Regions from separate parts of the Homo sapiens genome. Here region 2 is linked to region 1. A link is a contact called in ENCODE POLR2A ChIA-PET data. All regions are on one chromosome and are shown on one strand. The core of a region is the stretch at or near the end of the contact, and the rest is flanking DNA. Distances in the headings are between cores, read along the strand shown. Region 1 holds the start of DIPK1A (divergent protein kinase domain 1A). Region 2 holds the start of HENMT1 (HEN methyltransferase 1).

Evidence for each region. ChIA-PET counts read pairs that join two places held with the same protein, here RNA polymerase II (POLR2A).
Region 2: POLR2A ChIA-PET joins it to region 1 with 18 read pairs in activated CD4-positive, alpha-beta T cell. The contact joins the promoter of HENMT1 here to the promoter of DIPK1A in region 1. POLR2A ChIA-PET finds 5 or more read pairs at or near these places in 2 of 52 experiments (B cell and activated CD4-positive, alpha-beta T cell).

The regions. Positions count from the first base shown.
Region 1 is chr1:92,956,943-92,963,077 of GRCh38, forward strand. DIPK1A (divergent protein kinase domain 1A) reads right to left here and starts at 4,520. Exons shown (of 5, transcript NM_001006605.5): 1 at 4,434-4,520. The coding sequence starts at 4,487. RefSeq lists an enhancer at 100-199 and silencers at 4,081-4,640, 4,801-4,880.
Region 2 is chr1:108,656,123-108,663,025 of GRCh38, forward strand. HENMT1 (HEN methyltransferase 1) reads right to left here and starts at 4,971. Exons shown (of 8, transcript NM_001102592.2): 1 at 4,841-4,971; 2 at 3,742-3,840; 3 at 1,329-1,457. The coding sequence starts at 3,762. RefSeq lists enhancers at 4,690-5,279, 5,280-5,868 and a silencer at 4,935-5,104.

The sequences.
Region 1 (6,135 bases), core at 3,270-5,769:
ACTTCAAATTCCATTAGAACTGCACCAACTTTTCATATGCAACAGAACACATAGGCAGAATGATTGGAATGGAAAATGTGTATAATCTAAGTACAGAGAATTATGCTGAATTGTCTTGACTTTCATTCTTTCAGGACTTAACGATGGTGAGAAGGAAGAAGGTATTTTAAACCAAAACCAACAAATTATAGGGTTGCTGTGTTATCAGCTTCACTCAGACTATGAGTAAACCCTAAACAAAGTAGATCTTAGTTTGTAGAAAACACACTGCTAAAAAAAGACAAATGCAGGTGTCATTCTGGGTTATCACACCCAAGCAGGCCACAAGTAGTATGCACCATAATGGCACGTGGAAGAAAATACTGCCTAAAAATGGTTTAAGCAGTTAATACATCCACAGTTTCTGATCTCAGAGGCAGGATTCTACTCTGTTCAATGTGCTGCATCATTTAGCCAGTCCAGGAAGTGTTATTTCCCAAGTAATGTTTCAACAAAATATCTGGAAAACATGGAACTGTAAATTAGCTTGCTTGCTCTGGGCAAGATGCCTTGCCATGAGAAGCTTGTTGCTCAGGTAAACGTCTGTTGGCCCTTCCAGGCAGGTCACAAGTCCTTCTAGCCCACAGAGAGGCTGCACAGACTAACAGTGTGCCTGCCCAGCTCCCCTGGAAGAAGTGCTCCCTGCACCAAAAAGCTGACCTTGGTGGAATCTGCAGCAAAAGGCAGAGAGAAGAAGGACGACTTTCATGAGATAAACTCGGTTCATTTATTTTTCAACTGTTTTATGGAGATATACTAATAATTCACATATCCTACAATTTATTCATTTAAAGCATAACGTTCAGTAGGTTTTAGTATATTCACATACTTGGGCAACCATCACCACTATCAATTTTAGAACATTTCTGTCCCCCTCAAGAACACTTCATATCCATCAGTAGTTACTCCCCATTTCCCCCCAGGCAACCACTAATCTATCTTTTTGTCTTTATAGATTTGCCCATTCTGGACATCTCATATGAATGAAATAATACGTGATCTTTTGTGACTAGTTTCATATATTTAATGTTTTTAAGGTTCATCCATGTTACAGTGTGTATCAGAACTTCATTTCACTTTATTGCTGAATAATATTCTGTTGTATGCATATACCACACAAGTTCTTTTCTTCACAGGCAGTAGAATCTCTTCTGCTATATAAGCAAAGCTATAAACAGTGAATAGGTGCCTGCATTAGCTCATGAATGTCTATTATGGCTGAAAATATATCATTAATTGTGTAATGCCACAGTTTTCCAAAAGCGTTACCAAATGCCACAGTGATATCTGGATTAATAAAAATACTGAGAATGAAGTTCCTTTACAAGTAAGCTGACTGCTTAAAAGTTTTCTCCTGTACACTGCAGAAAAAAGGGAACTCACAGCTCCTAAGGCCTGAACACCTCAGGACATAACTGGTCTTTGACCCCATCCAGTTAAAGACAAACAGCATAACTGCAAGTATACAAAGCTGGTCTCTGCAACCTTTCTCTCCTCTTCCTGGCCCTCCATCTCTTCCCTCTATCTGTGAAATAAATCCAACTTCTTCCTGTACTCTTACCCTTCCCCTCCCCCCAAACAGAACAAGATCTCTTATACCTGCTGAATAGTTATACCCTCACTCTAAATTAAAATAATACATTCATTCACAGGAAAAGTTACTTAAACCAGACATCTGTATTCTAAGACATTCTTTCAAAACATGAAATCAAACTAGTTTCCCTCATAAGAATTTGTGGCATGAATGAGCTGATAAGAGGAGGGTTTTTTGTTTTGCTTTTTGCAGAGAGACCCATCCAAATCACAGTAAACTCACTCCATGGCAAATCAAATTTAGTTAGTAATCTCAGGTTGATGCATATCTAGAAAGGGGTGGGAAAAATAAATTGTTATTAACTTTGTTAGGCATGATAATGGTATTATGATTATGTCTGAAAATATCTTTATCTATTAGAAATGTATATTGAGGTACTGAGATGAAATGATGTGATGCCTGAGGTTTACTTTAAAATACTTTGGTTCAGCCAGGCTTGATGGCTCATGCCTGTAATCCCATCACTTTGGGAGGTCAAGGCAGGAGGACTGCTTGAGCCCAGGAGTTTGAGACTAGCCTGGGCAACACGGCGAAACTCCGTGTCTACAAAAATTAAAAAAATTAGCTGGGCATGGTGGTGTGCGCCTGTAGTCCCAGCTTCTCAGGAGGCTGAGGTGAAAGGATTACCTGAGCCTGGAAAGTCCAGGCTGCAGTGAGCCCAGATGGCACCACTGCACTCCAGCCTGGGCAACAGAAGGAGACCCGTCTCTAAATAAATAAATAAATGAATAAATAAATAAATAAGTTTGGTTGGAAGAGGGAGTGGGGGAGGTGAAATGAAATAAAATACTGATGAGGGTGGCTGATGGGCATATGACAGTTCATTATTGTTTTCTGTTTTCTGAAGGTATACAAATTTCCACAGTAAAACACTTTTTTTTTTTTTTTTTTTTTGAGACGGAGTCGCACTCTGTCGCCCAGGCTGGAATGCAGTGGCACGATCACGGCTCACCACAAGCTCTGCCTCCCAAGTTCACGCCATTCTCCTGCCTCAGCCTCCCGAGTAGCTGGGACTACAGGCGCCCGCCACCACGCCCGGCTAATATTTTGTATTTTTAGTAGAGACGGGGTTTCACCGTGTTAGCCAGGATGGTCTCGATCTCCTGACCTCGTGATCCGCCCGCCTCGGCCTCCCAAAGTGCATGAGCCACTGCGCCTGGCCGTTTTTTTGTTTTTGTTTTTGTTTTTAAGAGGCAAGGTCTCACTCTGTTGCCCAGGCTGGAGTGCAGTGGCGTGATCTCAGCTCACTGCAATCTCCGCTCCGGGGCTCAAGCCATACTCCCACTTCAGCCTCCCGGAGTAGCTGGGACCACAGGCACCCAACCAACTTTTTTTTTTTTTTTTTTTTTTTTGTATTTTTAGTAGAGGCGGGGTTTCACAATGTTGCCCAGGCTGGTCTCAAACTCCAGAGCTCAAGGAATCAGCCCGCCTCGGCCTCCCAAGTGCCGGGATTACACGTGTGAGCCATCGCGCCTGGCCGGTAAGCTTTTTTTTAAACTCACATAAAAGATTACACAGAGGTACCTGGCCTGGGTTGAATTCTAGAAGGGGTTGTGACAGTGTTACTCAAGTGCACAATTACTATTGGTGGTGCTTGCTACAAAGACTCAGTTTTATTCGTACACGCTTAATATCATGGGTTGTCAAATCATGCTTCCAATTTGCAATACGTCACTCATTTCAGGGTAATGACTTACACATACAATTTTCAAACAAAAATGTAAGATTTACTTGCCTCATGATGGTTACCTTCTCAACTTTTTTCATAATTTATAAAAGCACCAGCTGACCCCAAATCATCTACCTCTTGGCCTTTTAATGTAAGCGGTAAAGGAATACTGTCCTCTGAATGCAGCGTTGGCTAACACTGCTGACCCACGCAAGGCATTGATTTGTAGTTGTTTTTCCATCGGAGTGATGGATTTGCGCTCAGCTACTCGCGGTGTCTACTAGGTCCCCCTGGTGACCAAACAGTACACTTAGGCAGTAGTAGGGTTCCAAGGCACAGACTGGCAGCGGAACAGAGGGTGGAACGGGAAATCATGAAAAATTAACACGCGAACCGTACACACGACATGACTGAGAATTACGTTTGCATTACTAGGGTATTTGGGATCCACAGACCAGCCACTAGCCCCTTTCCTTTAAAAAGCAAACACCCATCCGCCTGGTTCAGGCTTATCGGTCTCCACCTCCCATTTAAATCTTGGGTGTGATGGAACGACCCAACCAAGGGGCTCGGCACGAGGCACACGCTGCTTTTTGGAGCCTGGGGAAACACTGGTGTGACAAATTGTCATAATTTTCTAAGACACGGAGGAATGCTACACCACCTTTCCTACCACCGACTTAAGACCCAAGACACTGAGTCAAGGGCAACCGACCTGCGGGGGCCCACGGGGGAGGGGGGAAAGCCCCGAAAACACCAGGGAGAAGGCGGCCCGTCGAGCTCCGCCTGGAGCGGCGCAGGGCTGCGGGCAATGCCCGGAGCGCGGGGTCGTACCCAGGTCACGTCTCGGGGCTCTCAGGATGCGAGGGCGTACCCGGGCGGGACGACTCGGGCCCTGGAGCCCGGCTGGCCGCGGCGCGGGAGCCGCGAGGGCCGCGGTGGGGGGCGTCGGCAGAGCCGCTGAGGGGGCTGGGGAGGGCGCGCCGCCAGGTGCCGGACGGCAGGGGGCAGCGGGGTTCGGGCGGGCACAGACCCAGGGAGGGAGGAGGGGAGCGGGCGAGTCCTGCGCGGCGCGGCAGGGCACACGGCCGGGTGCTCCCGCAGCTGGTGGCTGGGCGGCCGCCGGCCTACCTGGAGGTAATAGGGTTTCCTTAGCCAGGCCCCCGGACAGAGACTCCTCGCCATGGTAATCACACATCGCCCCGCCGCGCTGCAGTCAGAGGCGGACCCGAGCGCTGGCGGCCGGGCTCCCCGCCTCCCCCCGCCTCCCCGCCCCCTGCCCGGCCGGGCCCGCCCACTCCCCCGCCCCCGCCGCGGCGCGCGCCGCGCTCCCCTCGGCCCGGCTGCAGTGAAGGCGGCGAGAGGCCAGAGGCCCAGCCTCCTGCCCTGTTCGCCCGCCGGCCGCCGCGGCTGTCAGAGAGGCTGCTGCCGACTCCGCCATAAAGGGGAGTCGCACCTCGCCTCCGCCGACACAAATCGACTGCGCCTGGAGCTTAAAGGGGAGGCGCGCGGAGGCGGGAGGGGGCGCCGCGGCAGCGGGGGTGTCGCACGCTCGGCGCGGATTGGGGCGTGCTTCTCGCTGGCTGATGCGGCGACCCCCGGACCGCGCTGGCCTCGCAGTCTGCTCCGGCTTCCGGCTCCCCGCGCTGCGCCCAGCTGCGCGTCCCGCCACCCGCCCCGGCAGCACCGACGCTCCCCATGGACTCTTCTCCTGGAGTCAGGACGTGTCTGGACGGGTTGTTTGGAAATTCAAGGGAAGCTTGGGGCTCCTTCCCTGGGGACTGGCTCGTCCTCCCTCGCCCTTGGTGGCGGTCGGGGGAAGGGGGTGTCTGCCGCAGCTGGAGACGCAGACCGGGGCATCCCCCCAGGACTGGGCTCAGCTTCGAACGCGGACAGGGCGCCCCACTGCTGAACTCGGTGCCCCCCTTACCACGCTCCAGTTCGCCTCTAACGGCCTACAACTTTTTTTAAAAATGTACTTTTAAAAAATTCCGACTTTTTTGGTTTATATTGTTTTTAAGACAGCTTCAGAGTTTTCCTGGCCCCGTCCAGGAACACTGATTTCAAAAGAAAACAAAAACAAAAACACCGAATTAAATACAGTCCTGAAGGCAGGGAGCCTGGGACGTGGCCTGCTGCTTGGTTAAGGCTACATAACACAGGGTGTGGTGTCTTTCTTTTGACAATGAGTTCCAAATAAGGGAAAAAAGAGCCACCCTAGTGGGAGAACAGCTGTTGATCCAAGTGACTTGTAATGGAAGAAGCAGCTTTTTTTTTTTTTTTTTTTTTTTTGGCTGCTTTTTACCCCACCTACCACGTTTAAGCGTGATGCTAACAAAGTTTAGGTGGCCCGTTAGAGCTCATTCCGGCCTGTTGCTCTGAGAAGGGGTTTCCCCAGAAGCAAACCATTACTCATTCTCACTTGGTTTTTGCATAAGCCTTGTTCAGGTGCCTTGTTCTGAAGAGATACCTTCATGTCTGCCCCTTCCCTCAACCCACACACAGACACAGGTTTTAAACCTAGGTGATTTTTGTTGTGGTGGTTGTTCTTTCTGTTTTTGAGAGGGGTCTTACCATGTTGCCTAGGCTGGACTCAAACTCCTGGGCTGAAGCCATCCTCCCATGTAGCTGGAACTACAGCTACTTGGTCTTATTTTATTGCTTGCAGATAAACCAATTTTTCATTGATTTTGTTTGGGTCAAGAGACAGTAATTTCTGAGTAAGATAAGGATGAATCCTAGTGGTTTCATTCATTCATTTAATAAAGATTTATGAGTACCCAGGCACCATTCAAGTTGTTTCGGTTACATAAACAAAACAGACAAAAATCCT
Region 2 (6,903 bases), core at 3,721-6,220, about 16 Mb after region 1:
GATTAAACAATTACCTCAAACCATCTGAAATTCCATACTGAACTCTGAGCTGCCAAAAAGCCAATTTTAGATGCTTTACCTGAATACACATGCCTAGATGGCTACAAAGATATAAACTAATACCTACGCCTTTGTGTCCAAGTGTAGAAACAGTAGTGGTGGAGTTAAGGGAAACCTTCACACACAGGAATCTTCACTGAGTCTTCAACATCAAGCAGAAAAAGAAAGCTTTCATCTAGAAATTCACCTTACCCGCATCTAATTCACATCCAATCCATTAGTATAGTAACCAGGTATGGATGGATGGATGTAGATTATATGCAATTATGACTTTACTCTGAAGTTAACCGAGTAGGTTCATTATGATCTAATTTTCTTTTTGAGACGGGCTCTTTCTCTGTTGCCCAGGCTGGAATGCAGGTGATAACAGCTCACTGCAGCCTCAACCTCCTGGGCTCAAGGGATCCTCCCACCTCAGCCTCCTGAGTAACTGGGACTATAGGCACGCACCACCATGCACAGCTAATTTTATTTTTTGTAGACACAGGGTCTCACTATGGTGCCAGGCTGGTCTCAAGCTAGCCACCTGCCTCAGCCTCCCAAAGTGCCGGAATTACAGGTGTAAACCATTGCACCCGGCCCATTATCATCTAATTTTAAAAGAACCACAATACCTGTGGCTACAATACCAGTTTGCCTGATATTCTAACTAAATGCTCTAGAAGTACGGTACCTACAAGATCACATCCAACTATAAAATCTTAAGATTTTCTTCACATTTGAACCTGACAATGCTGAATTCTGTCTGAGCCCTGTGTTTCTGGCATCTGCTAAAGGAATCCACCTGTGCTTTGTGTTCCAGGAAAGGGCTCACTGCAAAAAACCACCCTCCTCCATAAAACTTAGATAAGATTCCTTGTGTTTCCATTCTTTGCCTCAAATGATTATCATGAATACTTGTCCCCACTGATCAATGGGAAGAAAATTCCTTTTTTAACCATACTTTATTCAAACTTTACTTCTTCCCCCAGGGCCCTGCACTACAGCCTGAGGAAACAGCCCCCTCCTTAAGGCTCCCCATTCCACTGTCCTTTCAAACCACCCTCTCATCCCACCTCCCTAGTTTCTAGCTTTGTTCACTTCTCCAGTAAAAGAAAAACCCCTTTTGCTTAACTCTTGAGACACCTGCAGATCTTGTGGTTACGGCATTCTCCCTATTGCAATAACCCCTGTGAAAAGTCTCTCCATACTAATCCATTTGACAAAACACCTCATATGACTAGTCTACTAGTCTTAATAATTAAATGTTTGGAAAGAGAAATACCTACCTTCTTAGGCTCATGTTGATCCACTAAATTTTTAACGAACTGGTACCGCTGTCTGTATAGTGGAGGTTTAAACTGAATTGCCGTCTCCCTGGGAACTTCTTCAAAATTACCGTCAACCACACTACTGCACTGAAGTTCACAAACAAAAAAAGACAGGTTCTAAATCATGCATGACTTCAGAAATTAAATAAGGGGCAAAAAAAAAAAAACTTTATTTCCCCCAATCACTTTGAAAAACACACTGGCCTTCACATACCCTTTGTCCTAAAATCATTAGGTAGCACTGCATTTCCTCCACAGTTCATGTAAGCATCCTCTCATGCCTTTTAACAAGAGAGAATCTAGCTGTATGCTCCCTATAGCTTAGTTTCAGCTGAAGGGAACATTACCAATGAATGTATTCAATGAAAACAATTAGATGACTCCTAACCATAAGGGACCTTTTGTGGAGTGAGTCGCCAAAGCCTGTGGTCCAAGTAGGCAGGAGGCTGGAAAATATTTATAATGACTGACTATATATATATACACACACACATATATATACACACACACACACACATATATGTACACACACTTACACACACACACATATATATACACACACACACACATATATATGTACACACACACACACACACACACACATATATACACACACACACACACACATATATATATATATATTTTTTTTTTCCCCCCAAGACGGAGTCTTGCTCTGTCACCCAGGCTGGAGTGCAGTGGCGCGATCTCAGCTCACTGCAACCTCCGCCTCCCTCAATTCAAGCAATTCTCCTGCCTCAGCCTCCCGAGTAGCTGGGATTACATTACAGGCATGCGCCACCATGCCTGGCTAATTTTTGTATTTAGTAGTGACGGGTTTCACCATGTTGGCCAGGCTCTTCTTGAACTCCTGACCTCGTGATCCACCCGCCTTGGCCTCCCAAAGTGCTGGGATTACAGGTGTAAGCCACCACACCCAGCCAACACTCTTTTTAAGAGAGAGAGAGGATCTCACTATGTCGCCCAGGCTGGTTTAAAATTCCTGGGCTCAAGCAATCCTCTGGCCTCGGCCTCCTGAGTAGTTGGGCATCTGTAGGAACATTCCAACACACCAGCAAAAGACTCTCTCACTGACCAAACTTCAGTCAGGTTCCTCTGAGCCATCTTCTTGAATAGACCTCAAACCCTGGCCCCAATCCTATCTTTGGGCTGCCTAGCCCAGTTTTAATAAGAATACTTCTAAGTCAGTTTAGACAGAATCTTCTACCCCTGATATCTGATCACCCTATCTGGTCAAATTCTTCATCTTTGCAATGTTCTTATTGCAACAGTCCTCAATAAAGTCAGACTAATTTTTTCTTTAACATGACCCCAAGAAAAAACAGAATTTATAAGATTAATCTGTAATAGCTGTTACTATTCCTATACAGCAGTATTATAAAAGTAGTCCAAAGGGTATTTGATATCTGATGTAGCACTGTCCAATAGATAAAATACAAGTAGGCAACTTTCTTGTAGCCCAAGAATTGGAATTATAATCGGAATTAGAATATTTAAACCAATATATCGAAAATATAATTTTTACATAAAATCAATATAAGAGATTTTAGATTCTTGTTTTTCACATTAAGTCTTCAAAATCCAGTGTGCTACATATTTTGTACTTCTGCGTCTCAGTTCCAAAACCTTCATCAGAAATACTTGTCTGTATTGGATTTAAAAACTTTACATTTAAAATATACATGCACATACCCAAGTTATTCCAAACATACTTTTTTCCAATAATGTAATCAAATATCCAATTTTAAACTTAAAATTAAAAATGAAGTTATGAGCCCAGGTGGTCAGCGTTGCAGTTAACCGTGACTGGGCAAGTGCATTCCAGCCTGGGCAACAGAGCAAGACCCTGTCTTAAAAAAAAAAAAAATTAAAGTTCGGTTCCTCAATTCCACTAGCCACATTTCAAGTGCCCACTTGCCATGTGTAGCTACTGGACAGCAGGGAGCTACACCCTAGGTACTCCCAATGTGGTTTCCAAACCAGTGGCATCTTCACCTAGAAACTTTAGAAACACAAAAGCTTGGGCCTCACCCTAGACCTCCTTAAACAGAATCTGCAACTTAACAAAATCCCCAGGTGATCCATATACACAACCACATTGGGGAACACTACTTAGAGTGTTTTTAAAATAGATTTTGCTACTTTAACACCTAGTGATAAAAGTAAAAACATTTATTTTACTTACATACACCAAATGTGACTCTTTCATCTATGTATACCCTTGTTTACCTCAACCAACACCCCGGGAAATGCTAGGACCTAAATGTGATCAATTTTGTTTGCAATTATCTCACAATACATCCAGGTGATAATTCTTAAGAGTCAAAGACGCAGCTAAGAAGGGTGGCATTACCTGTAGATTATTTTCTTCCATTTTGTTTCGAAGTTTTGTTGAAACAAAAATGAAGATTTATCCTTCAAGCTCTATTTGAGAGAATCAGCACTGACTCAGCTGTAATAAATACAAAACCGTTTTTGTAAAGCGATACCTGAAAGAAATAGCTGCCTAGTTCAGAAGGGAAGAACGAAAGCCTCTTTCTTACTCCTTACTACAGTATATAATTTAAATAGAACGCTTAAAAGTAAATAATGAATTCACCTCTGAGTACTCAAAAAAAAAAAAAAAAACACGAAAGCAGGACTCGAACAGATATTTATACACCGAAGTTCATAGCATTATTCACAATAGCCAATCTGTGGATTAAATGTGGACTACCATTTAATCCACAGAATGTATCCAGTATTTTTTCAGACATTCGCAAACAGGCTCAGAAAGCGTAACTTTTCACTACGTCAAACCCTACTAAGAGCGAAAACAGCCATCCTTTCCCTTTACTATCATGAATAGTTCAACTAGATACAAACGGAGCAATCTTAGGAGTTCTGCCCATTTCATTGCTAAGACCCTCAACTTCAAATTTTTTCAAAAATTTTTCCACACATCGTCAAAATGAAATTTCGAGGGGGAAAAAAAGTGTCCTTGATAAACTAGAGATGCTCCAACATCTATTCAATTCACTCACGAACTTGAATTTAAATTTTAGTTCTCTATTGCACATGTGTCTCCAACAACTAGACTTTAATCTGGAATCTAGGCAACATGTTAGTCACCAACTTGTATTAAGAAACCCTGGCCGGGCGCGGTGGCTCACGCCTGTAATCCCAGCACTTTGGGAGGCCGAGGCGGGCGGATCACGAGGTCAGGAGATCGAGACCATCCCGGCTAAAACGGTGAAACCCCGTCTCTACTAAAAATACAAAAAATTAGCCGGGCGTAGTGGCGGGCGCCTGTAGTCCCAGCTACTTGGGAGGCTGAGGCAGGAGAATGGCATGAACCCGGGAGGCGGAGCTTGCAGTGAGCCGAGATCCCGCCACTGCACTCCAGCCTGGGCGACAGAGCGAGACTCCGTCTCAAAAAAAAAAAAAGAAAAAGAAAAAGAAACCCTGCTCACTGAAACCAACGCTTCTGTCTTTGTACGGGCCGTCGCTTCCATCATCCTGCGGTAAGCAGCATGCCCAACCGAAAAAACAAAGCTCGTCGCGGAGCCGCCAGCGTCCTCAACTCAGCGCCGCCCTGACGCCCGCGCACGCACGGCCTCGCTGCGTGACGCTACCGCCGCGGCTACGCCGGCGCCCGCACCCGCGCCTCGGCCTCCCCGCGGGGCTCGCCAACCTCGTGCGCTCTCACGGTCGGCCTTGGGCCCCGGGAGCCTCATGGTGCGCCGAGCTCCGTCCCTCTAGGCTCTCAGTTCCAAGGCGTCGGTTTTGCGTCTCGTAACGGCCGCTGTGGCGCATGCCCAGAAGCCATTTTCAAGGTCCTCTTCCGAACCTTGGCGAGGACCCCTGCGCCTGCCGCGCCGTTGACCCCGCTAGCGTGCGGCTGCGACGCGGCACGGTACGGCAGCTGTTGGCGAAGGCCCCCAACTCCGAGCGCGTCCGCAGACCGCGAGCCGGAAGGCGGCTTGGGCGGCTGTTGAGTTCGTGGCGCTCCCGAGGCGTGGCAAAGGCCTAAAAACGGTCCTGGCCAGCGGAAGGCGGCAAGAGGAGCAGCAAGGCTCCACGCGAGGCGGCCGGCGGCTGGAGTCCCAGTCAGCCTCCGCTTTCATCCCAGAGCAGTCCACGGGGGCCTTAAAGGAATGTAGGCTGGGTGAAGTTGGCCCAGTGACACCTGCGTTCAGAAAAACGTTCTTTCCGCTCCCAACGCCCCCTCTCCACCGCCACCCGACCCCCGAAATAGTTTTCCCCGAGTGTTGTGGATAGAACTGTTGATCTCTTGGAAAAGTTATTGTATCCTGCCATCCTTCCCTCTGGAGACTCCACTTAATATATATAAGTACTTTCTTTCCTGTATATGATGGAAGAGTATTAGGGGGGTGAGGGGAGGGACGAAGCTGCCTTCTTTAGGGAAAAAAGATTGACTTATATTTTGAAAGATGCAAAAGCTGGTGTTTTTGCTACTGAATTAATAGCCTATTAATATGCCACAAATGATATATTGGAACTGTATTTTCAAACATTTAACGCCTGCTGTATGCAAAGCACTATGCTGACAGCTTAAGGGTACCACAATGATAAATTACACCAATCTTGTTTTTGGCATTTTGGGGAGTCTAGTGTCATAGGTAAAGAAGTACATAACTAACAATAAGCTTCAAAAATTCAATCATAAGGCCCGGCACCGTGGCTTCCGCCTGTAATCCCAGCACTTTGGGGGATCACTTGAGCCCCGGAGTGTGAGACCCCGTCTCTACCAAAAAAAAAAAGAAATTAGCTGGGCATGGTGGTGCCTGCCTGTGGTCCCAACTGTTTGGGAGGCTGAGGCCGGAGGATCACTTGACCCCAGGAATCTGAGCCTGCAGTGAGCTATGATTGCACCACTGCACTCCAGTCTGGGCGACAGAACCAGACCATGTCTAAAAAGAAAAAACACTCAGTGATAATTTCACATTACAGTTTGAGAGGTTCCTGTTGACTTGGGGAAACTAGTTTTAGCAGACTTCATTAAAGGAGTGTACACCTTACTACAGGATGTAATTTAAAATAGAATGTTTAAATAATAAATTCACTTCTGGGTATATACTCAAAGCAGGAATTCAAACAGGTATTTGTACACCAAAGTTCGTAACAGCATTATTCACAGTAGCCAAAATGTGGAAACAACCCAAATGTCCATTAAAGGATGAATAAACAAAATGTGATATACATACAATGGAATATTCAGCCTTTATTTTTCCAATCAGAGTTTCAGGAAAATCAACCTTTAAAAGGAGTGAAATTCTGACATTTGCTGCCACATGGATGAATCTTGATGATGATATGCTGAGTGATATATAATCAGTCACGGAAGGACAAATACTGCATGATTCAATTTATATCAGGTACCTAGAGTAGCCAAATTCATAGAGACAAAGTAGAATGGTGGTTGCTACGGGCTGAGAGGAGGAGGGAATTGAGAGTTGTTTAATGGGTGATGGAAAAGTTTTGTAGATAGGATGGTTGCACTGAATGCCACTGA